Linked DNA regions of Homo sapiens: region 1 is linked to region 2. Evidence: chromatin loops called from intact Hi-C (ENCODE). Cell type or tissue: heart left ventricle. All regions are shown on one strand. Each heading gives the region's core, and the rest is flanking DNA. Links, peaks and the distances in the headings are about the cores only.

Region 1 (5,740 bases), core at 799-4,798, 380 kb before region 2:
CCAATTTACAGGGCATTGCTTACTCTTTTTTTTTTTGAGATGGAGTCTCGTTCTGTCACCAAGCTGGAGTGCAGTGACGCAATCTCGGCTCACTGCAACCTCCGCCTCCCGGGTTCAAGCGATTCTCCTGCCTCAGCCTCCTGAGTAGCCGGGACTACTGGTGTGTGCCACCATGCCTGGCTAATTTTTTGTATGTTTAGTAGAGACGGGGTTTCACCGTTTTAGCCAGGATGGTCTCAATCTCCTGACCTCGTGATCCACCTGCCCTGGCCTCCCAAAGTGCTGGGATTACAGGCGTGAGCCACTGTGCCCGGCCCTGCTTACTACTTTTAACTTTAAAAATCACACTAGTGCCCTAAATTTATGTGACAAAGCCAGGATCCTAGGCTGGGTAGAGATTCTGGTTAAAAAGTTGTTAGACTGATTCTTGCTCTACCTCAGAGGCCTCAGCTTCACGTAATATACCTGTTGACCTCACCTTTTCAGACCTAAAGATATAAGCTAAAATAAACTATTTCTTGAGGTTCTCCATATTTGATGAGAATACGAACATTCATACATGTATCAAATCTTCTGAAACTCCATCTTTCCTTCATTAACTGTTATGGATGGATAAGTGTAAGAGATGAGTTTAACAAATGTGTGATGTATTTACAATTATTTTTTTCAAAAATATATTCATCTAGGTGGCCCATATCCGAGCAGAAAGAGATATTTTGGTAGAAGCAGATGGTGCCTGGGTGGTGAAGATGTTTTACAGTTTTCAGGATAAGAGGAATCTTTATCTAATCATGGAATTTCTCCCTGGAGGTAAAAGCAAACATTGTATCAATGACAGACTGATACAAGCACATCTTTATATGCAACAATAATTTTATTGGTGAGGTTTACTTTTATATTCTTTGCTCTGAGGCTTTACATAGTCACAGTTTAAAAATATTTACTACCATATTGATGCTCATTTTTACCACAAAACAGATTGTTTTGAAGGAATTATAAAGTTAGCACATTTTAAATATTACCGTTCTGGGTTCACTGTATATAATTAGGTTGTTATAAGTTGTGTTAGTTTATTTTATGTTGTTACAAAAAATACCTGAGACTGGATGGGCGCAGTGGCTCACGCCTGTAATCCCAGCACTTTGGGAGGCCGAGGCGGATGGATCACGAGGTCAGGAGATCAAGACCATCCTGGCTAACAAGGTGAAACCCCGTCTCTACTAAAAATAAAAAAAATTAGCTGGGCGCAGTGGCGGGCGCCTGTAGTCCCAGCTACTTGGGAGGCTGAGGCAGGAGAATGGTGTGAACCCGGGAGGCGGAGCTTGCAGTGAGCCGAGATAGCGCCACTGCAGTCCGGCCTGGGCGAAAACAGCGAGACTACGTCTCAAAAAAAAAAAAAAAAAATACCTGAGACTGTGTAATTTATAAAGGAAAGAGGTTTAATCATTGCTCAGCAAAGAGGGCAAGGGGAAAAGAATGGCAATGGAGGGCAAAGAATTCTGGGTTTTGTTTTGTTTTGTTTTAATTTTTATTTTTTGAGATGAAGTCTCGCTCTGTTGCCTAGGCTGGAGTGCAGTGGTGTGATCTTGGCTCACTACAACCTCTGCCTCCCGGGTTCAAGCGATTCTCCTGTCTCAGCCTCCTGAGTAGCTGGGATTACAGGTGCCCACCACCATGCCCAGCTAATTTTTTTTGTATTTAGTAGAGACGGGGTTTCACCATGTTGGTCAGGCTGGTCTCAAACTCCTGACCTCAAGTGATCCACCCACCTCAGCCTCCCAGAGTGTTGGGAATACAGGCGTGAACCACTGCCCCTGGCTCCCTATTTTTTTTAAAGCCTCAAAAAATATATGAAAAAAATGTAATCAGTTGTCAATTCTGTGTTGTAAGTGCACCAGTGTTTACAACAGTTAAAACTGTTAAAACTTTTAAAATTCCTTGAAAATAAAAGAATGTCTGCAGGTGCCTTTTTTAGTGGGATAATGTCCCACTAAACTCTAAAAGAATATATTTCGTTTCCAGGTGCACTTATTCTGATTTTTTTGCAGTTTGACATTTTCCTCAGCAGTTAATTCTAGAAGTTGAGTGGTAGATATTACTTCATTATCAGCTCTTTTGTGATTTGATTTCACATGGTCTCTGCCTTAAAACCATTAAAAGTCATGAAACTTCTGCTATGCAATAGCACTTTTATTTGTCCCAAGATGTGGTTAGAAATATACTGGGTAGATCATAAAATGCAAACTCAGGAAAGCTAGCTGGGCATGGTGGCTCATGCCTGTAATCCCAGTACTTTGGGAGGCCAAGGCAGGCAGATAGCTTGAAACCAGGAGTTTGAGACCAGCCTGGCCAACATGGCAAAACCCCATCTCTACTAAAAATACAAAAATTAGCTGGGTGTGGTGGTGCACACCTGTAATCTCAGCTACTTGGGTGGCTGAGGCATGAAAACTGTTTGAACCCAGGAGGCGGAGGTTGCAGTGAGCCATGATCACACCACTGCACTCCAACCCAGGCAACAGAGTGAGACTCTGTCTCCAAAAAAAAAAAAAAAAAAGTAAAAAAAGCAGGAAAGCTTTTACAAGGTATTCCACCTTTGAGGCATTTTCAATAATAATATATTTGACTATCCTTTATTTAGGTGACATGATGACATTGCTAATGAAGAAAGACACCTTGACAGAAGAGGAAACACAGTTCTACATTTCAGAGACTGTTCTGGCAATAGATGCGATCCACCAGTTGGGTTTCATCCATCGGGATATTAAGCCAGACAACCTTTTATTGGATGCCAAGGCATGTGAATAAACTGGTGAATTACTAGGCTGTTGATTATTTTTTAGAGCAGTAGGGCTGATTTTGTGAATGGAAATCAGCAACTGCAATTTAGAATATTGCTAAACAACATTATATGATAAGGTACTAGGAGAGGACTTGGGAATTAAATGACAACAGGGAATATGGCTCTCTTTTTATCTCCCTCCATTTTCTACTTTTAAAAATCATCATCAGATACTTAAAATTTTACATTTTACGTGTATAAATCCCAAGCTAAGAATTTTTATTATAATTGCCATTTAATAGAGGAGTTTATAACAAGGCTTTTTGTTTTCAAAGTTAATATGATCTAATTTTACTGGATTTTTTTTTAGGGTCATGTAAAATTATCTGATTTTGGTTTATGTACGGGATTAAAGAAAGCTCACAGGACTGAATTTTATAGAAATCTCACACACAACCCACCAAGTGACTTCTGTAAGTTTGGTTGTTGTTTTTCTTCTTTCCCCTGGTTAAGATACTGTAGAGAACAGAAGGTTCTTTCCCTTTCCCCACTCCTTAATCCACTGTGTTTTAGATGTATATGTATTTTCTTTTTGTGGAGAGCATTTTTCCCTCGTGATTACAATTCCATATTGTTGAAATTAGCATTTCAGAACATGAACTCAAAGAGGAAAGCAGAAACTTGGAAGAAGAACAGGAGACAACTGGTGAGTCAACCAGTTTTTAAGAGAATTTTATGCCTTGGTTCTAAAATCTTACCTGGTTTTAACTTGATTATTTTTATCTTTATAATAATTAGTATTTACTTCATAACAATGGTAGCGCTTGCTCTGGGATCACACAGTTTTCTTAGTTTCTCTGTTAAGTTTCCTTGCCTGTAAAGCAAAGTGTTGGTTTTTACTTTGTAACTTTAGAGTAGTTTACTGAGCATACCTACAAGTAAGCTGTTTACTAGTAATTAGCACTTTAAATAAAACTCACTGAGGTGAATGCAATTGTAATGAATGCCTTGTGATTTCCATTTTTCCATTTTTCATAACTGTGTTACAAATCCTGATACAACAAATATCAATCAGCAAGTAAGGTGGTTGTGAGTTTCTAAAAACTTCTTTATAGACAAAGTAAACAGGAAGTTTGGGATGTAAACAGTGTTACAATAAAACAGATAAAATTTGAAAAAGCTGGCTTTGCCACAGATAAATTTAATTACTCCTTTAATATAGAATTACATTATTTTTAACCCCATACTATTTCCTTTCTATAACTGAGCAAATAGAAGAATTGCTTCCCCTTTCTCCTCTTTCCCTTTGTCCTGTTAACATGGTCCATCAACAGTCTACAGGTTAAGAATGTGCCTTAGGATTTTCTTTTTCTCATTTCTTATAAAATGCCTGGCACATACGGACACTCTATAAATACTTGTTCAACCAAATGATGAAAGGAAAACTAATTCAGCATTCCCTCAGGAAAGTAAACAGACTGAAAAATAATAGGCTAATACCCTCTAAAACCAAATAAAATGACCTTTGCATTATTGAGCTTATTATCTCATTAACCTAAGTAACTGCAAAAACTTGTAAAACATTTCAGTATTTTTAAATGTATTGAGTTACACATTAAGGAGAAAAACTTTGTTCTACTTTTAAAATGTGTCCATTTTAGATCAGGTTTTGCAATTGAGAATAATTGCAATATTCCCTATTTTTAAAGGGGAAAAACTGAATACTGCTCAAAATTATGGTGGGGGAATTCTGTACCCCCCTATTTACAAAATATTCATGGGTGATTACTCAGGTGTGTGTTTTATTATTCTCATGGCCAGTAGTTGCCAAGCCTTAGATCGAGTGTTTCCCAAGGGAGAAGTAGAGAGGACTCAGTGTTTGGGGCAGGAAATTTCTTTAGCACCTGGATCCCCTGCCCTGTAAATGCCAGTTATGTCACTGAGATGACAAAATCTGTGGTCCTACATTTTGCCATGGCCCCAAGAGTACTACCCCTGGTTGAGAATTACTGCCTTGTAGAAATCATTTTTGTAAGATTTTATATGAATTAAGAATTAAAAACTGCATAGCTTCCTAAAGGATAAGCAGTACCCTGGAATTACATTTATAATGAAAATACCTCATGCTTATTTTTGTAGTTTGTAGTTTACAAAACACATGCCGTTTATTGTTTCATCTTCATATCAACTCTATTAGGGCAGGTATTATTATTCTAGTTTTATGTAAGCAGAAGCTGAGCCTCAGAGAAATTGAATAATTTGCCCAAGAACACATTAGTAGTGAGTGGGGAAGCCAGGTCTTCTAGGTTCAACTTTTTCATTCTTTTTGAAATAGACTGAAGGCTATATATATAAATAACTTAACTGAGCTTCTTGTGGGGGCAGAAATGATATATTCTTATAAAATGCCTGGCACATATGGACACTCTATAAATATTTGTTCAACTAAGTGATGAAAGGAAAACTAATTCAGCATTCCCTCAGGAAAGTAAATAGACTGAAAAATAGTAGTCTATAACATATTATCTGACTCACTACCTACCACTAAGCCTTGCACATGATAAACATGCAAAATAAATACAAGTGAAAATTTAACTCCTCTATATATTGCTTTTTCCAGTAGTAAGCCATCCTCAGATAGATATTTTTTAAATGTTAAGAATGCTGGTTTGACGAGTTGCTCCTTTGTAGGCATATTCCACAGTTGGGACACCAGATTACATTGCTCCAGAAGTATTCATGCAGACTGGTTACAACAAATTGTGTGACTGGTGGTCTTTGGGAGTGATTATGTATGAAATGCTAATAGGTATGTTTTATCATTCATTTATGTACAAAATATATACATTTCCTTGAGTGCCATTGTTTGAACATATTACAGATATCATTGACTAAAATATTTGAAGTCTTTTAAGCTTAATTCTGATGTTCCCCCAATGTTAAATACATACTGATCAA
Region 2 (4,000 bases), core at 1-4,000:
TCACAGTATATACAACAGGCAGCGGATTGTCTATTGTTTGTTGTTCCAACTTCTGCTGTCGAGAAGTTTAAACAGAAAGCAGGAGTAATGTGCCGATTCTGAAGTTGCCACAAAAAATAAGACACTGGTGAATGAGAGTATAATTGTTTTTCTTCTATTTAATGTAAAAATCTGTGATATATTATATTTAAAGTGTTGCATTTAAGATGAGTATTTTACCAGAGTGTTTCCATTCATATCCGCGGTATGGAGGATTTGAGGAACAGTAACCAGGATGTGAATGATTTTGTTACATCAGTGTTCACTGTAGCCACCTAAGTAGGACATTATATGATTTCAGAATCAATATGTGGAACTTCTTTAAGCATTCAGTGTGCCCACTAAATGCCAGCCACACCTCCACTTGCCTCTTATTGTCTTATTTTTATATATTTTTCTAAATATATGTATATATACAGTACATAGAAAATAGAACTTTTATTTTGTGACCTAAGGACGATGGTGAAAAGATCACGTTTTCAAAACAATCTGGTGATCAGAATGTTCATATACCAGCTGGTTTCTGAAGAGGTCAGAATGATCTTTCTCCATACTGACTTTTAACAATGTTGATCATTGAGGCTAAATTAATATATATGAAATATTCCTTTTTGATGACACCACAAAATTGTTGAACAGTTTAAGAATTTCAACCTTAATCTTGGATCCCTTTACCTCATATGGAAGAACTTGAGGGACATTAGTATACTTTTTTTTAAGATGGAGTCTTGCTCTGTCACCCAGGTTGGAGTGCCATGGCATGATCTTGGCTCACTGCAACCTCCACCTCCTGGGTCAAGCCATTCTGCTTCAGCCCCAAGTAGGTGGGACTCCAGGCATGCACCACCATGCCTGGCTAATTTTTGCATTTTTAGTAGAGACAGGGTTTCACCATATTGGCCAGGCTGGGACTCGAACTCCTGACCTTGTGATCTGCCCGCCTCAGCCTCCCAAAGTACTGGGATTATAGGCATGAGCCACCACGCCCAGCCTGTTATTTTTTTATTATTATTGTTTTTTTTTAGTGACAGAGTCTCATTCTGTTGCCCATGCTGGAGTGCAGTGGCGTGATCATAGCTCACTGCAGCCTTGAATTCCTAGGCTCCAGTGATCCTCTCACCTCAGCTTCCCTAATAGCTAGGATTACAGGTGTGTGGCCTCCCACCCCACCCCACCCTTCACACCTGGCTGATTTTTCAAAAAGTTTTTTTGTAGAAACAGGGTCTCACCATGTTGTCCAGCCTGGTCTCAAACTCCTGTCCTCAAGTGATCCTCCCACCTCAGCCTTTCAAAGTGCTGGAATTACAGGTGTGAGCCACTCTGCCTGGCCTACCACTAACTTGAATACATTCAGAATCACCTCCTCTCCCCAAAATTTGTAGAAATAGTTTTTGAGGAAGCCAAAAGCAAAGCAGAAACCTTTACAGTATTGTTTCTTTTCTCTTTGTTAACTGTGTCATTACAGCAAAATACTAGCAGTCTGCCTAAACATGTTCATTGTACATTTCTCAGGCTATCAATGAATGGAGGTTTTTAAAAAGTTGAATATTTGTCTGAACATTTTATTTCAAAGTTCAAAAAAACAGAGGCTGCAAAATTCATTTTATAATGGCTATTTTGTGACGATAAGATGTAGTTCATGTTTTTCTGTAGCACTGGGCCCAAATATTCTTTGTAAAGAAAATCGCTGCAGCAAAAACTGTTACTGTGTTTATTATATTTGTAGAAGTATTAGAAAAATATTCTATTTTTTATTCAGTGCTGCGTAATTACCCATGGTAGCCAACCCTACAAAAGACAGGTTTTCACAAATTGAGGTGGAGGTGGGCGGTTCAGTATCTGCCACTGGACTTGATTATAAACTGTATTTGAATATCAGTGGTATTATCTTTTAAGTTGTCAGCAAGTTACCAAGGTATTCATTAAAGAACTTGTAATATCAAATTACTATTTATTCATAACAATTGATTTGATGCTAATAATAATTTTCTTTAAACTCTACCATTCATTATGTGGTAACTGTATTGAACTTACTTTATTTGGATTTTATTTTAATGTGACTAGATGTCACCACTTCAAAAAATCAATTTGTTCTTAGAACCTGGTTGAAAATACCAGGAAACTGTTACAGACGCCATTTTTTTTTTTTTTGAGACGGAGTCTTGCTCTGTTGCCCAGGCTGGAGTGCAGTGGCACAATCTCAGCTCACTGCAAGCTCCGCCTCCTGGGTTCACGCCATTCTCCCACCTCAGCTTCCCAAGCAGCTGGGACTACAGGTACCTGCCACCACGCCTGGCTAATTTTGTTTTTGTATTTTTAGTAGAGACGGGGTTTCACCGTGTTAGCCAGGAAGGTCTCAATCTCCTGACCTCGTGAATCGCCCCCCTCGGTCTCCCAAAGTGCTGGGATTACAGGCGTGAGCCACCATGCCCGGCCCAAATATTTTTTATTCAGGATGGTATAACCTAACTGATAATAGGTAATAAGGTTAAATTTTTTTATGACGTATTTTATTTACAAATATCATACACTGCTGGTGTTACCATATGAAAGGAAATAAAGTCAATTGATAATTGCCTCATTTTTATTGCCCTTATTTCATTTTCCGTTGTTCATAGTAACAGGCTTTGTTTCTGACATAGAAAATAACACAATCTCTTTATAAACTGCCATAAATTTGTTCGAATGGAGTTTATAATGTGTATCAACAGATAGGAATTTGAGGCCTTTGTTTGAGAAGCTTTTGTAGGAAAAGAAGCAACTGAGCTGGGGAATGAAGAATCATGGCAGAAGGTAAAAGAAACAAAAACAAACAAAAAAAGAAAATAGGAAAAGCAAATGGAAATGACTCACCTAGAGATTGGAAGAAGTTAGTTGTAGAAAGAGGTGTATGGATATTTAAAAAACTAACATAGGGCTGGGTGCAGTGGCTCATGCCTATAATCCCAGCACTTTGGGAGGCCGAGGCGGGAGGATTGCTTGAGCCTAGGAGATTGAGACCAGCCAGGACAACATGGTGAAACCCCACCTCTACAAAAAATACACAAAAATTAGCCAGGTGTGGTGGTATACACTTGTAGCCCCAGCTACTCAAGAGGCTGAGGTGAGATCACCTGAGCCCAGGGAGGTTGAAGCTGCAGTGAGCCATGATTGCGCCACTGCACTCCAGCCTGGGTAGCAGAGTGAGACCCTGTCTCAAAAAACAAAAACAAAAAGAACTAACGTGCTATTTTTACTTCAACTAAAACTTGGAAAGAGGAAACATGTTGGAAGAGATTACCAAAGATTAAAAGTAGAGTGAATATAACCTAGATAGAACAGATGTTTTGTGTGAAATTTAGTATCTTTAACTTAATAAACCAGCAGGAACTGTATGAACACAACACACCCAACTGACAAACAGAGAGAACTAACATGTTTATTTAGCTGTATGTATATATGCTTAACTACACCCGAGGAAGCTGTAGAGTTAGAAAAACATGAACCATTAACAGATGTGGCCTCCCTGCAGAACTTTTACTTTGAAAAAGAAGTACGTCTGAACCAGATTCACATGTTTGATATTTGGATGCAGAGAAAATGGGGCAGAAAGCATCGCAACAGTTGGCTCTGAAGGACAGCAAAGAGGTGCCCGTCGTCTGTGAGGTGGTCAGTGAAGCTATAGTCCATGCAGCTCAGAAACTGAAGGAGTACCTTGGATTTGAATATCCTCCAAGTAAACTCTGCCCAGCTGCAAATACTCTGAATGAGATCTTCTTAATCCATTTCATCACTTTCTGCCAAGAAAAGGGAGTTGATGAGTGGCTGACCACCACCAAGATGACCAAGCACCAAGCCTTCCTGTTTGGTGCAGACTGGATTTGGACCTTTTGGGGATCCAACAAGCAAATAAAGCTTCAGCTCGCAGTACAGACTCTGCAGATGTCTTCACCTCCTCCTGTGGAATCTAAGCCTTGTGACC

Evidence for each region. Peaks named below come from ENCODE experiments on the same cell type or tissue, not always from the same donor. Only the 100,000 strongest peaks of a DNase experiment are listed, where the experiment ranks them.
Region 1: a loop joins it to region 2, with 3 times the contacts of the local background. A loop is called at or near these places in 4 of 110 quality-filtered maps.

Annotation. Positions count from the first base shown.
Region 1 is chr12:27,311,863-27,317,602 of GRCh38, forward strand. STK38L (serine/threonine kinase 38 like) reads left to right here. Exons shown (of 14, transcript NM_015000.4): 6 at 687-810; 7 at 2,642-2,796; 8 at 3,153-3,255; 9 at 3,427-3,488; 10 at 5,474-5,591. Among named protein-coding and RNA genes, the nearest start is that of BMAL2, 18 kb to the right of the region's middle. In heart left ventricle, for the core only: no CTCF peak of the experiment used is centred there; no DNase peak of the experiment used is centred there.
Region 2 is chr12:27,692,945-27,696,944 of GRCh38, forward strand. PPFIBP1 (PPFIB scaffold protein 1) reads left to right here. Exons shown (of 30, transcript NM_003622.4): 30 at 1-2,620. REP15 (RAB15 effector protein) reads left to right here and starts at 3,503. Exons shown (of 1, transcript NM_001029874.3): 1 at 3,503-4,000. The coding sequence starts at 3,619. The region is part of intron 3 of MRPS35-DT (MRPS35 divergent transcript); the gene reads right to left. In heart left ventricle, for the core only: no CTCF peak of the experiment used is centred there; no DNase peak of the experiment used is centred there.